3 separate regions of the Homo sapiens genome follow, and regions 1 and 3 are each linked to region 2. A link is a loop called in an ENCODE intact Hi-C map of the cell type or tissue named here. Cell type or tissue: dorsolateral prefrontal cortex. All regions are shown on one strand. Links, peaks and the distances in the headings refer to the core of each region. The heading gives the core; the rest is flanking DNA.

The links. A loop is a pair of places that touch in the nucleus more often than their neighbours do. Peaks named below come from ENCODE experiments on the same cell type or tissue, not always from the same donor. Only the 100,000 strongest peaks of a DNase experiment are listed, where the experiment ranks them.
Region 1: it touches region 2 in a loop (4-fold over the local background); 7 of 110 quality-filtered maps call a loop at or near these places.
Region 3: it touches region 2 in a loop (4-fold over the local background); 5 of 110 quality-filtered maps call a loop at or near these places.

The regions. Positions count from the first base shown.
Region 1 is chr16:19,860,902-19,863,401 of GRCh38, forward strand. GPRC5B (G protein-coupled receptor class C group 5 member B) reads right to left here. Exons shown (of 4, transcript NM_016235.3): 3 at 936-1,072. Among named protein-coding and RNA genes, the nearest start is that of GPRC5B, 23 kb to the right of the region's middle. RefSeq lists enhancers at 1-339, 920-1,500. In dorsolateral prefrontal cortex, for the core only: no CTCF peak of the experiment used is centred there; a DNase peak (open chromatin) is centred at 1,230; H3K4me3 peaks cover 2,414 bases; H3K27ac peaks cover 2,500 bases.
Region 2 is chr16:19,762,281-19,769,965 of GRCh38, forward strand. It overlaps IQCK (IQ motif containing K), which reads left to right. Exons shown (of 9, transcript NM_153208.3): 5 at 1,568-1,620; 6 at 1,755-1,832. It overlaps IQCK-AS1 (IQCK antisense RNA 1), which reads right to left and starts at 3,790. Exons shown (of 4, transcript NR_188663.1): 1 at 3,689-3,790; 2 at 475-728. RefSeq lists enhancers at 4,808-5,308, 5,309-5,809. In dorsolateral prefrontal cortex, for the core only: no CTCF peak of the experiment used is centred there; a DNase peak (open chromatin) is centred at 4,091; H3K4me3 peaks cover 1,230 bases; H3K27ac peaks cover 2,500 bases.
Region 3 is chr16:19,850,218-19,852,717 of GRCh38, forward strand. The region is part of intron 8 of IQCK (IQ motif containing K); the gene reads left to right. Among named protein-coding and RNA genes, the nearest start is that of GPRC5B, 33 kb to the right of the region's middle. In dorsolateral prefrontal cortex, for the core only: no CTCF peak of the experiment used is centred there; a DNase peak (open chromatin) is centred at 1,474; H3K27ac peaks cover 2,500 bases.

The DNA.
Region 1 (2,500 bases), core at 1-2,500, 96 kb after region 2:
CAGGCTTTTCTTGGCTCGGGACAATAAAACAGCCCAGTCGTTGGCAGGGGGTTTTAAGAATGCAAATCTGTGATTCTGTCTTTGAGCCTGTTCCAAACCAATGCAAACCAATGCCTAGCATACCATTCAAAAGGCCAGGAAAACCTAAATTCCCTCTAGAGATCAAAGACCATCCCTGATTTACATAAAAAAAAAAAAAAAAAGAAGAATGCTCAGGTTGAGTTATGGAGTTGGAACATGATATAAAGAATGGAAACCCAATTTACACATGTAAACTGGCTCAGACCTTGTTTCTGAAAGAAGCATGTAGCTATGTTTGGAAATTAAATGTGGAGATGAGAGTGCATCTTTGGATTGCTGGAGAAACAAAATGGTGTCATTCCAAGGAGGCAAACGTAAACAATGACAATTCTGCTGAAGGTCTGTTTGGCATCAGATAGTAGTAAACCTGCTTCTGTGTTTGAGGGAGAGAAACAGTAACTGCTTCAATTTCTTAAGACATCTCTTAGGGAATGGGAGAACCTGGTACCCAGCTGGGGAGGAGTCAACAGAGGGGTGACCGGGGACCTTAAACTAGGCTGGATGTCAGCAAAATCTGCTAGGGGCGCTCCATCATTCTGGGCTTTTTCCAAAAGTCACCTCCCAGGGACAGAGTGAAAGCCAAATAATTCACTGGGTCCAACAGCCTCAAGGATTACAAACTCTTTCAAACGAATCTACAGATGGTTTTCTAAATAGAGGTGGGTATTCTGTGTGTGGAGAAAAGGGGTAGAAAGGGAAAGAAGAAAAATAAAAGCATTGCATGCGTTTGAGCTGTGGCGGTCCTTGCAGGCCACATGGGCAGCCTCCATGGAGGAGTATGTCCCTGTTGAAGCTGCTCCCCGACACCGTAGACTCCTAGGCTTCCTACCCCCACATCACATCTTGATACTTACGGTCCCACCGTTGAGCACGACGGCCATCTCAGTTGGCTGATACACGTTGCTTCTAAACGGAGCGCTGGGTCTTTTCCCCAAGCTGCCACTGGGTCTTTTTCCCAAGCTGCCGTTGGGAAATCCTGCTGTTCGGAGAGCTGGGGGAGGGAGGGATTGGCAAGACAACATTGCCAAAAAAAAGACACAATTTTGTTTTCTTCCCCTGCAACAACAGCGCGCTCCGGGCACCCCCATCCACCCAACCCAGTGGCTCCTCCCCTTTGTCACAAGCCTGATTCAAAACAAAAGTCACAAAGGGGCTTTGTTCTCAGGCTCTCTAGGAGCCTGACCCATCTCAGTGGGTTTGGGAAAAGCTGCTGTAGAGACCAGGGGAAGGAGGCCCATGGTTGGGCCTCTGGTTCCCCCTCCAAGCCACGCAGCCTCTGCAGGCCGCGGGTGACAGGCGCCTTCTCACTACAGAAAGCCATTCATGTAAAGTTCAGCATCACACTACTCAAAACTGCTTGCTGTTTCTGGACACACACTGAGGAGGAAGCTGCTAAGAGTCTTCACTGGAAAGTGACCAGGGATGAGAACAGGGGGACTCTAACCACATGTGTAGGGTTATTCCAAACAAGAATAAAAGGGAGACCTAAAGCCAAGATGGCATGTCGGCACTTTTTCCCTCTGAAAGATGGGTAAAACCGGTGTTTCTTATTTACTGAACTTTTAGAGATTTGAACTTCCTTTTTGTTAAAGAAAAGCTAACATGAAAAGACATGGAGGAATCTAACAAACAAAAAAAAAGGGTAGAAGCCGGGCGCAGTGGCTCAAGCCTGTAATCCCTAATCCTAGCATTTTGGGAGGCCAAGGCGGGTGGATCACTTGAGGTCAGGAGTTCGAGACCAGCCTGGCCAACATGGCAAAACCCCCTCTACTAATAATACAAAAATTAGCCGGGTATGGTGGTGCACACCTGTAATCCCAGCTACTCGGGAGGCTGCAGCACAAGAATCGCTTGAACCCGGGAGGTTAAGGTTGCAGTGAGCCAAGATTGCACCACTGCACTCCAGCCTGGTGAAATTGTGTCTCACACACAAAAAGTCTTCCCTGAAGGGAGCCACTTTTCTGGCTAAAAAGCAACAAGAGAGCTTGTTTTTGCTTTTGTTTGTTTGTTTTGCAAATTACTTGGGGCAGGGACCAAAATCACCTTAGTTATACAGTTAAGCTTCACAGAGCGCCAACCAGGAGCCAGGCACTGTGCAAAGTACTTTATATATATTAACCATTAACTCATTTAATTTTCTTTCTTTCTTTTCAACTCATTTAATTTTCATCGCACGATAGCTACTTTTTTTTTTTTTGACAAGTTATTGCTGTTGTCCAGGCTAGAATGCAGTGGCACGATCATAGCTCACTGCAGCCTTGAACTCCCAGGCTCAAGTGGTCCTCCTGCCTCAACCTCCAGAGTAGCTGGGACTACAGACACATGCCACCATGCGTGGCTAATTTTTTAATATTTTTTTTTAGAGACGGGGTCTCACTTTGTTGCCCAGGCTGACTATATGTACTTTCATTATGTCCAC
Region 2 (7,685 bases), core at 2,963-5,462:
CTGGCGGCACCTGTGTGCGGGGTGTCTCGTGAAGGTGGCACTTAGACCCGAAGGACTGCTGCTCAGAGGATTTGAGTGGATTTGGGGTAAAGCAATATATACAGTTACTCAGAGAATCACAGTCTAAATTTAAATAACAAAATCCTGCAATTCCAAAAGCATGTAGTAAGCCTCGATATGAGCACTGTCTTTTATTACTACCTAATGTCAGAAAATGTGCTTATTGAAAGAGGACTAAAGAAATGTCTTTGGAATTCTTTGCCCAAGTTACTGTTTGTTGATGTTCTTATAAATCTCATAAAGGATTCACGCGTATTTCATCTAACACAAGCAATCAATTAACCTCCCTTCCTTTTTCCTACTCAGACATGGGCAAAGTAAGAATATACAGTTGACTCCTAAACAATACGGATGCCAAACCCCCGTGCAGTCAAAAATCCACTTATAACTTTGGCCGGGCACAGTGGCTCACACCTGTAATCCCAGCACTTTGGGAGGCCAAGGCAGGGCAGACTGCTTGAGCTTAGGAGTTCAAGACCAGCCTGGGCAACATGATGCAACCCCATCTCTACAAAAAATACAAAAATTAGCCAGGCGTGGTGGTGTGTGCCTGTAGTCTTGGGTACTGGGGAGGCCGAGGTGGAAGGATCACTTGAGCTCGGGAGGCAGAAGTTGCAGTGAGCTGAGATCACGCCACTGCAGTCCAGCCTGGATGAGAGAATGAGGCCCTGTCACAAAAAGAAAGAAAGAAAATCCTCTAAAACTTTTGACTCCCTCAAAACTTAACTACTAATAGCCTACTGTTGACTTAACAGTCACACAAATTTTGTATATGTATTATATACTCGAAACTTAACTACTAATACCCTACTACTAATAGCCTACTGTTGACTTACCAGTAACACAAATTTTGTATGTTTTATGTATTATATACTATAGTCTTATAAGTAAGGTAGCAAAAGAAAATTTATTAACAAAATTATAGAAAGAGAAAATATATTTACTAGTCATTAAATGGAAGTGGATCATCATAAAGGTCTTCCTCCTCATCTTCAGGTTTAGTAGGCTGAGAAGGAGGAGGAAGAGGAAGAATTGGTCCTGCTGTCTCAGAGGTGGCAGAGGTGGAAGGGGAGGCAGGAGAGGCAGGCACACTTGGTGTTAAGTTTCTTTTGTTTTTTTTGAGACACAGTCTCACCCTATTGCCCAGGCTGGAGTGCAGTGGTGAGGTCTCGGCTCACTGCAACCTCCACCTCCCAGGTTCAAGCAATTCTCCTGCCTCAGCCTCCTGAGTAGCTGGGACTACAGGTGCCCACCACCACGCCTGGCTAATTTTTGTATTTTTAGTAGGGATGGGGTTTCACTGTGTTGGCCAGACTGGTCTCGAACTCCTGACCTCAAGTGATCCACCCGCCTCGGTCTCCCAAAGTGCTGGGATTACAGGCGTGAGCCACCACACCCAGCCAGTGTTAAGCTTTATTGAAAAAAGTCATGTATAAGTAGACCTGTGCAGTTCAAATCCATAGTGTTTAAGGGTCAGTTGTAATTTAATTATCTCTTCTCTCTTCAGAGGAAAAGAACCAAATTCATTGCCTGTGATTTTCTGACTGAGTGGTTATACAAGTAAGTTGTTCGTGTCTGACTATTCAGTGATCCTAAGAATTCAGTCGTGTTAATTTGCAAGCAGAATAGCAACAACTGACTTGAATTCTTGCTTATTGTTTTCTTGTCAATCAAACATATGGCATCATGACCAGCCAAAATCCAAAGAGGGCAGGGGAGCCATTCACAGAATTTTTCTCCATTCCATTTGTGGAGGAGCGGCTAAAGCAACAGTGAGTATGACACAAGGCTTTGAATAATTTATTCCTAATTTAAGATTGTGTTAATAATACTTTTCTTCCATCTAAGAGAACAAACTGATGTGATCCATCCAGGACTCTGGGCCAGTCATATTTGTGACTCCTGTCTCTAGTTATTCTTAGCCTAGGCTAACCTTATCCTAATCAGGCCAGTAATTTCATTCAAGAAGCACTCCAGAAATAAAATAGAAAACTTAAAAAAAAAATTATTATCCTAAGTAATTTATCCCTCCATTCCCTTCATTTTTTTCCTGTCTCTCTGAATGTCATTATGTCTCAGGAAATATGACTAAGCTTTTCTAAATACTTAGAAAATACTAAAAAAGCTTAAATAATAAGTTACCTGCATCAATTCTCCATTTTTAATATAATAAAGAACATGACAGATAAAATTAAAACTATTTGACCATTCTAATATGGGTGTCCTCCCCACATTGAAGTAATCACTTCAGTCTACAGTGCAGCCTTCCAGACCTCTTAGTTATTTAGCTATATAAAATCAGTTTATGCTGCTCTGTCTATGGAGTAGCCATTATTTTATTCCTTTAATTTCTTTTTTTTTTTTTTTTGAGACGGAGTCTTGCTCTGTCACCCAGGCTGGAGTGCAGTGACGCGATCTTGGCTTACTGCAAGCTCCACCTCCCGGGTTCATGCCATTCTCTGTCTCAGCCTCCTGAGTAGCTGGGACTACAGGTGCCTGCCACCACACCTGGCTAATTTTTTTTTTTTTTTTGTATTTTTATTAGAGACGGGGTTTCACCGTGTTGGCCGGGATGGTCTCGATCTCCTGACCTCGTGATCCGCCCACCTCAGCCTCCCAAAGTGCTGGGATTACAGGCGTGAGCCACCGTGCCCGGCGGATCACGAGGTCAGGAGATCGAGACCATCCTGGCTAACACAGTGAAACCCCGTCTCTACTAAAAATACAAAAAATTAGCCAGGCATAGTGGCGGGCGCCTGTAGTCCCAGCAACTCGGGAGGCTGAGGCAGGAGAATGGCGTGAACCCTGGAGGCGGAGCTGGCAGTGAGCCCAGATGGCTCCACTGCACTCCAGCCTGGGCGACAGAGTGAGACTCCATCTCAAAAAAAAAAAAAAAAAAAAATCAGTTTATATCTGGCCGGGCATGGTGGCTTATGCCTGTAATCCCAATACTTTGGGAGGCCGAGGTGGGCAGATCACTTGAGGTCAGGAGTTCGAGACCAGCCTGGCCAACATGGCAAAACCCCGTCTCTACTAAAAATAAAAAAATTAGCTGGGCACGGTGGCACGTGCCTGTAATCCCAGCTACTCAGGAGGCTGAGGCAGGAGTATCGCTTGAACCCGGGTGGTAGAGGTTGCAGTGAGCCGAGATCGCACCACTGTACTCCAGCCTCGGGGACAGAGTGAGACTCTGTCTCAAAAAAAAAATTTAGACTCTCGGCTCTCAGTTGTCACATATTTTGCTTAAATCTTCCCTCTTTGAGAATACCAAGATGAATAGACCCTTGGCTGACTCTGGCAATTTTGAGAATTTTAAAAACCCCAGATATTAACCAGTTTTTTTTTAAATCTAAGATTACACATTGAAAGGAGAGAAACATAGGAAAACCTTGTTTCTTATTTAGCTTTCAAACCTGTGCCTGATTTTATCCGCTATGAAATGTATAGCCCAAAATTTATTGATTTACATATATTTTTCTAAGACAAGCTTCTTTGAGTATCATTCTCCAAGTTGCTGCTTTGCCTTGAAAAAAAATTTTCCATTTGTAATAACCAATGAAAAATAACCTTAAAAATAAGATAACTTCTCTAATAAGAATCCTCTTAGCTTTATTTATTATACAAATACCTTAATTTTAAATGGTGCTGATGTCCACAGGAAGCTCATGTAAATATACTGTGAAGGAGCAGTAGCGGTCATTTCAGCTGCACTCCACAGGAACAGAAACACAAGAGCTCTTGCTTTAACGGGCATTTATATTCTCTACATCCATGACCTTTCAAAGAGATGCCCAGATGCATGATAAAAATTAAAGTGATATTAATCTATTTGATGCAATGAATGTCTATCGAACACCTACCCAGTTCAACTGCACAGAGCTTGGTGCTGTGGAAAAAACAGAGATGAATAAAGTATGGCCCTGGCCCCTTGGGGTGGGGGGACATGTTTACAACTTGCTGTAGTTTCTGTAGTGAGTGTTGTAATTCAAATGTTAACAAAGCATTAAAGGGAAGTGGGGAAGCATGAGACCATCCACGTGCCCTTCCTGGTGGGCCTGGAGCCAGCCCAGCTGGGGCAGCGGCCAAGCTGGTTGGTGCCCAGATTTGGTCCAAGGCAAGAACTCAAATGCTGCATTCTTCTTGTCTCAAGTAGGAATAGTCAGAGAAGCAAGCAGGAACCAAAGTTCTTAAGGAGAACAAGGGTGGGAGCCGGGAAATATCCAATCCAGGTTGTCTCAACCTTGGCACTATTGACATTTAGGACTGGATAATTCTTTGCTGTAAGGAGCTGACCTGTGCATTGTAGGATGTTTTGCAGCATCTCTGGCCTCCACTCACTAGATGCCAGTAGCACCCTCCTACAGTTGTGACAATCAAGAATATCTCCAGACACTAGCGTATGTCCCCAAGGGGAATGAGGCAAAACTGCCTCTGGTTGAGAACCTCTGATTTAGTCCAGTAGTTTCAAAACTTTAAAGCAGCACTTTGGGAGGCCGAGGTGGGTAGGTCACTTGAGGTCAGGAGTTCGAGACTAGCCTGGCCAATGCAGTAAAACCCCATCTCCGCTAAAAATACAAAAATTTGCCAGGTGTGGTGGCACATGCCTGTAATCTCAGCTACTTGGGAGGCTGAGGCAGGAGAACTGCTTGAATCCAGGAGGCAGAGGTTGCAGTGAGCCAAGAAGGTGAAACGGGAAAAATTACCTTGTCCCCCTCGCAGGGCATGCAACAGGGGGATGTGGCTCGCTTTTTCAGTGCCCTGCTGCTCAAACCTCTAGGGGAGCATACAGGCAGGCAGGTTGTCGGGCTCCCACCCGATGGCGGTGTCTATAGGTGAATTTACAGCTGAAGCCCCAGTGGGCATATGTTACCAGGTGCTCTCTTAGTTTGCCATCTATAGGCGGTTTGTGTTAACCAGCTCAATTCACCCTCTACCTTGTTGCGAGGACAGAGGGATTTCTGTATCCCAGGTTCTTGCCTTTGTGTACCAGAGAAATCAGATCACACGTGGGCTTGGAGAATGAGTGCAAAGTTTTATTGAGTGGAAGTAGCTCTCAGCCGATGGAGGAGCCAGAAGGGCACCATGGTTTTTCCCATGGAGTTGGGCTGCTCAGCGGCCACAGCTTTCCTCCGACTAACTGCCCTGGCCAAACTCAGCCTCGTCCTGCCAGGTGCCTGTGCCTGCCGTGTGCTCTTCTGCTGGTGTGCTCCTCTCAACATCCTCTCCGTGAGCAGCTGCTTGTATCTTTTTCCGCTGAAGTGCTCCTCTCGACGTTTGGCTGCCTGGGTGTCTGCCCGCTAGGGTCTCGGGCTTTTATATGCCCAGGACGGGGGGTGTGGCAAGCCAGGGTGGTCTTGGGAAATGCAACATTTGGCAGGAAATGGCTGTTCTCATCTAGGTCCCTGGGGGTGAAGCCCTAGCCAGGGACCACGCCCTCCTCTACGGAGCACTTCCCCTACCCCCTTCTTCCCTTCCCAGCACTCCTGTATCAGTGGTACCACTGCACGCCAGCCTGGGTGACAGAGCGAGACTCCATCTCAATAAATAAATAAATAAACAAATAAATAAATAAAATAAAATCACCCAGGGAACTTTGGAAAATAGTGGTACCTAACTTCACCCAGAATGACTAAATCATAATCTTCAGGTATAGCCTGAACATTGTTTTTTTTTGCTTTTTTTTTTTTTTTTAAACTTCCTAGGTAATTCTAATATATAGCCAGGATTAAGAGCTTATCCATCCATAGGACAGAAAAAGTACTGCATCCAGGAACTAATAAATAATATAATTGAGCCATTGCTTCACTAAGAGCTTTGATACATGCCATCTCATTTAATCTTCACAACAACACTAGGATGTAGGTACTAAAGCTGGGAGCCCACAGCTGGGAAGTTGACCATGAAGTGAGATGGGTCTTGGACAAATAAGGTGATTATATGAGTATTATGGATGGACAGTTTGAGTACAGCTTAATGATACAGATTGGAGGAAGATAACTTTCGAGGGGGAGACTCTGTCAAGGCTTTTTAAAGGTAGTGAAATATAAACTACAGTAGTACTTCAGGCAGAATTAAGAGCCTGAGCTTTTGGGATAGATAAACCAGTATTCAAATCTCCACCACTGGCTGGGTGCAGTGGCTGACACCTGTAATCTCAGCACTTTGGGAGGCTGAGGCAGGCAGATCACCTGAAGTCAAGAGTTTGAGACTAGCCTGGCCAACATGGCAAAACCTGTCTCTACTAAAAATACAAAAATTAGCTGGGCATGGTGGTGTGCGTCTGTAATCCCAGCTACTCGGAAGGCTGAGGCAGGAGATTTGCTTGAACCCAGGAGGCAGAGGTTGCAGTGAGCCAAGTTCGCACCACTGCACTCCAGCCTGGGTGACAGAGTGAGACTCCATCTCAAAAAAACAAAAAACAAACAAACAAAAATATATCTCCACCACTTACTGATCCTATGATCTTGGGCAAGTGTTTATTTATCTATTACTGTGTAACAAATTGCCCCCAAATTTAGTGGCTTAAAGTCATAAATATTATCCTATAGTTTCTCTGGGTCAGGAATTTGGTAGCCGCTTAGCTGGGTGGTCGTGGTTCAGAGTCTCCCATGAGGTTGTAGTTAAGATGTCACAGGGGGTGCAGTCATCTGAGGGCCCAACTGGGGCTGGAGGTTCTGCTTTTAAGATGGTGCACAAACATGGTGCTGGTTGTTGTTTGGAGGCCTTAAGTTTTCCCCATCTGGGTCTTTCCATGGGCTGCTTGAGTATCCTCATGACATGGTGACTGGCCTCCTTCAGAGTGAAAGATTTGGGCACAAGAAGGAAGCATGGTACCTTTTATGACCTAGTCTTGGAAGTCAAATACCTCCATTTCCATCACATGCTATTAGAAGCAGGTCACCAAGTGCCACATTCGAGGTTTAATAATTAAGCTCTACCTTAGGGAGGGAGGAGTATCAAAGAATGTGTGGACATATTTATTTTAAAAGCATCACAGCATGTCTGTCTCTAAGCCTCCAGTTCCTTATTGGTAAATGTGGTTGTGAAGATACAGTGATACAGCTACAAATGGGATCGTGAACAAGCCCAACCTATAGTAACATGTGGCTTACTAAATGGTGAGTAGTGGTTTATTGCCATTGGTGGACATTGTGACATTCCAGGCCAAAGACCCAAAGATGGGAGAAGAGACAGGATTTGGTCCAGTCACAGGAAACCAGCATCGCTAGCTCCTGGAGTGTGTGAGGACATAGGGATGAGATGGAAGCTACGGCTAGAAGGCAGTTAGGGGGTGGATTATGGTTTTCAGTAAAAGAAAGAAGTTTGGGCATTATTCCATAAGCAAGAGATCATTCAAAGGCTTTTGAGCAGAGGTAAAATGGGATTAGGCTGTTTTGGAAAGATAATTCCTGAGACAGTGCAAAGGACATCTGAGATTGGGGAGAGCCTGGAGTTGGGGCTACTAGTTCCAAGCCTGTCTTTATAGCCGTAAGGTATTGAGTTAGGGCCATGTTAGTGGAAAAAGGGGGTTGTGGGATGGGTAGAATGGATGGATGACCCAGGATAAATTTAGGGGTAGAGAAGGGTTGTACCTGAAATGGTGAGATTTGCTCCTGGGTATGTGG
Region 3 (2,500 bases), core at 1-2,500, 85 kb after region 2:
TGCTGTCCTGGTGGGAGGCAGTTGTGAGATCTTGACCCTGTAGAGTTTTAAGAGCAGCAGCAGCCAGACAGCTCACAGCGTAACCTTGAGCAAGTTGCATGACCTGTCTCTGCTTCAGTCTCCCTACCTGTAAAACTGGGGAAAATAATAGCACTTAGCTCACTATGACTTCGTATGTGTCAAGGGCTTCATAAGTACCATAGAAGTGTTTGCTTTTATTATTTACCTGGAATCCTAGAAATCGGGAGCTAATTGAGTAAAAGATGAACATTTTAAGGTTTCTCATAGATATTGCTGATTTGGGAGCGTGAGCCAGTCTCCTCCTTGTAACCCCAGGCCCCAGCACGGTTGTGGTCCATAGCTGCGTGGCAGATGGTCATCTATTGAAGCAAGTTCTCCCCGCAGTATGTGAGCATCTCGTGGTTCGTACAATTTCCTGTTGATTTTTTCTGCCTCACCTTCTATACTGTGACCTCTTTGAGGGCAAAGAATATGCCCTAAGCAAAATAATAGCTGGCTGGGTGCTGTGGCTCACACCTGTGACCCTATCATCTTGGGAGGCTGAGGCAGGAGGACTGCTTGAGCCCAGGAGTTAGAGACTAGGCTGGGCAACATAGCAAGACCCTATCTCAACCCAAAATAAAAATATATTAGCCAGGCATGGTGGTGCGTGTGTGTGGTCCCAGCTATTAATACTTAGGAGGCTGAAGTGGAAGGACCATTTGAGCCCAGGAGGTTGAGACTGCAGTGAGCCCTGATTTGCACCACTGCTTTCCAGCCTGGGTAACAGAGCGAGACCTGGTCTCAATAAAAACGCGAATAATAATAGCTGATATTTATCAAGTGCCTAACTCTGGGTCAGAACCAGTGCTGAGCACTTTGCATTTTGCACAGCTTGCCTCTTTTGCTTCTCTCAGCGCCCTTAGGAGGCAGGTGCCATTCTCAACCCTGGCTCACAGTTGACTGAGGCCCTCAGGAAACAGGCACTGTTTCCCAAACTTGCCCAAATCTGCTCTCTTTCCCAAACTTGCCAGATCAAAACACCCACCCACAGCACTGAGGGGGAGGGGATACTGATTCCCAGGCCTCACTCCTGGAGATTCTGTTTCTAAAGGTCTGGGGTGGGGCCCAGGAATCTATATTTTCACCCCAGGTCATCCTTTCATGCTGAGGCCCTGTCTGGACAACATTGTATGAGTGGCCGGATGACCCTGTGGTCCCCAAATTTCCTGTCTTGAGCTTTAGGCATTTTCTTTATCTGTCCTGTGCTGCTGGCTGGGAGGTTTTTCTCTGGGCTGTGAATTGAATTCTCAGTCCTGTCACTCACAGGAACAGGAGAGGATAAGGGCGACCACGAGGAGAAGATGTACTGAGTCTTATTAGTATGCAAGGCCCTTCTTGTCACATTGCCTTTAATTGAAGCTGAAGGGCTGGCGTATCTCTCTCTGGGATTTTCCACTCTCCCAGCCCTTCCGGAACTGGCTGGGCACCAGCCTGCTGAGAGGGACAAGGACAGCATAGGGGTGCCGAGGCATCTGTCTGTTGGTGTTGGAAGCCAACCACGATGATGTCTCCGAGCTAAGGTGGAAGCTGCATTCTACAGCATCCTGGCTTACTTCTTCTCTCCTGCCTCTCACCCCTGCTTCCCTCCCCTTTTCCTCCCTCCGCTGATCAAGTACCTACCTGTGCAAGGCTGTGTTCTGCTAAGACCAGGAGGAGGAAGACCACCAAGTCGAGATTTTATCTCTTGCTTAATTTTTAGCAAAGTAGTGCATCCCCAGAGGCAATGACTTTGAACTTCAGCTGCTCCTCGGGGTGTTACTTCTGTATCTGGAACAGGTCTCTATGGTAATAAGATTTTCAATAGGATCTACTGATTTCCTGCCATGATAGGTGAGGGTTAGCTTAGATTCCATCCCTCCCCTCCTCAAAACAGCTAAATCATTCTTTTCCATGCCTTTATTGGTTGGCTTTGTAATTTCAAGCAATACACGAACATACCTATTTCTTTTTACCTTTTGGGGGGTGAAATATGCGTACAACAGTGGCTATAAAACACATATAACAATAAATAAAAACATTTGTGGAGGATCGCTTGAGCCTCCACAAGCCTCCAGAGGCTGCAGGGAGCTATGATCGCACCACTGCACTCCAGCCTGGGCAACAAAGCGAGACCTCTCTACAACATTTAACAAACAAACAAACAAACAAACAAACAGAACACTGTCAACAGTTTTAAAGCTCTTCCCCCATGAAGCCACTTCTCTGACTATCATGATAGCTGTTCTCTTGCTTTTCTTTGGAGCTCTTTTCACGTTTGTATGCATCTCTCAGCATTTAGATTTGCTATAAATAGAATCACACTATATGTATTATTCCGTGCCTCTCATCTTTCCTTCAACTTTTTTTTTTTTTTTTTTTTTGAGATGGAGTCTCGCCCTGTCGCCCAGGCTGGAGTGCAGTGACGCGATCTTGGCTTACTGCAAGCTCCGCCTCCTGG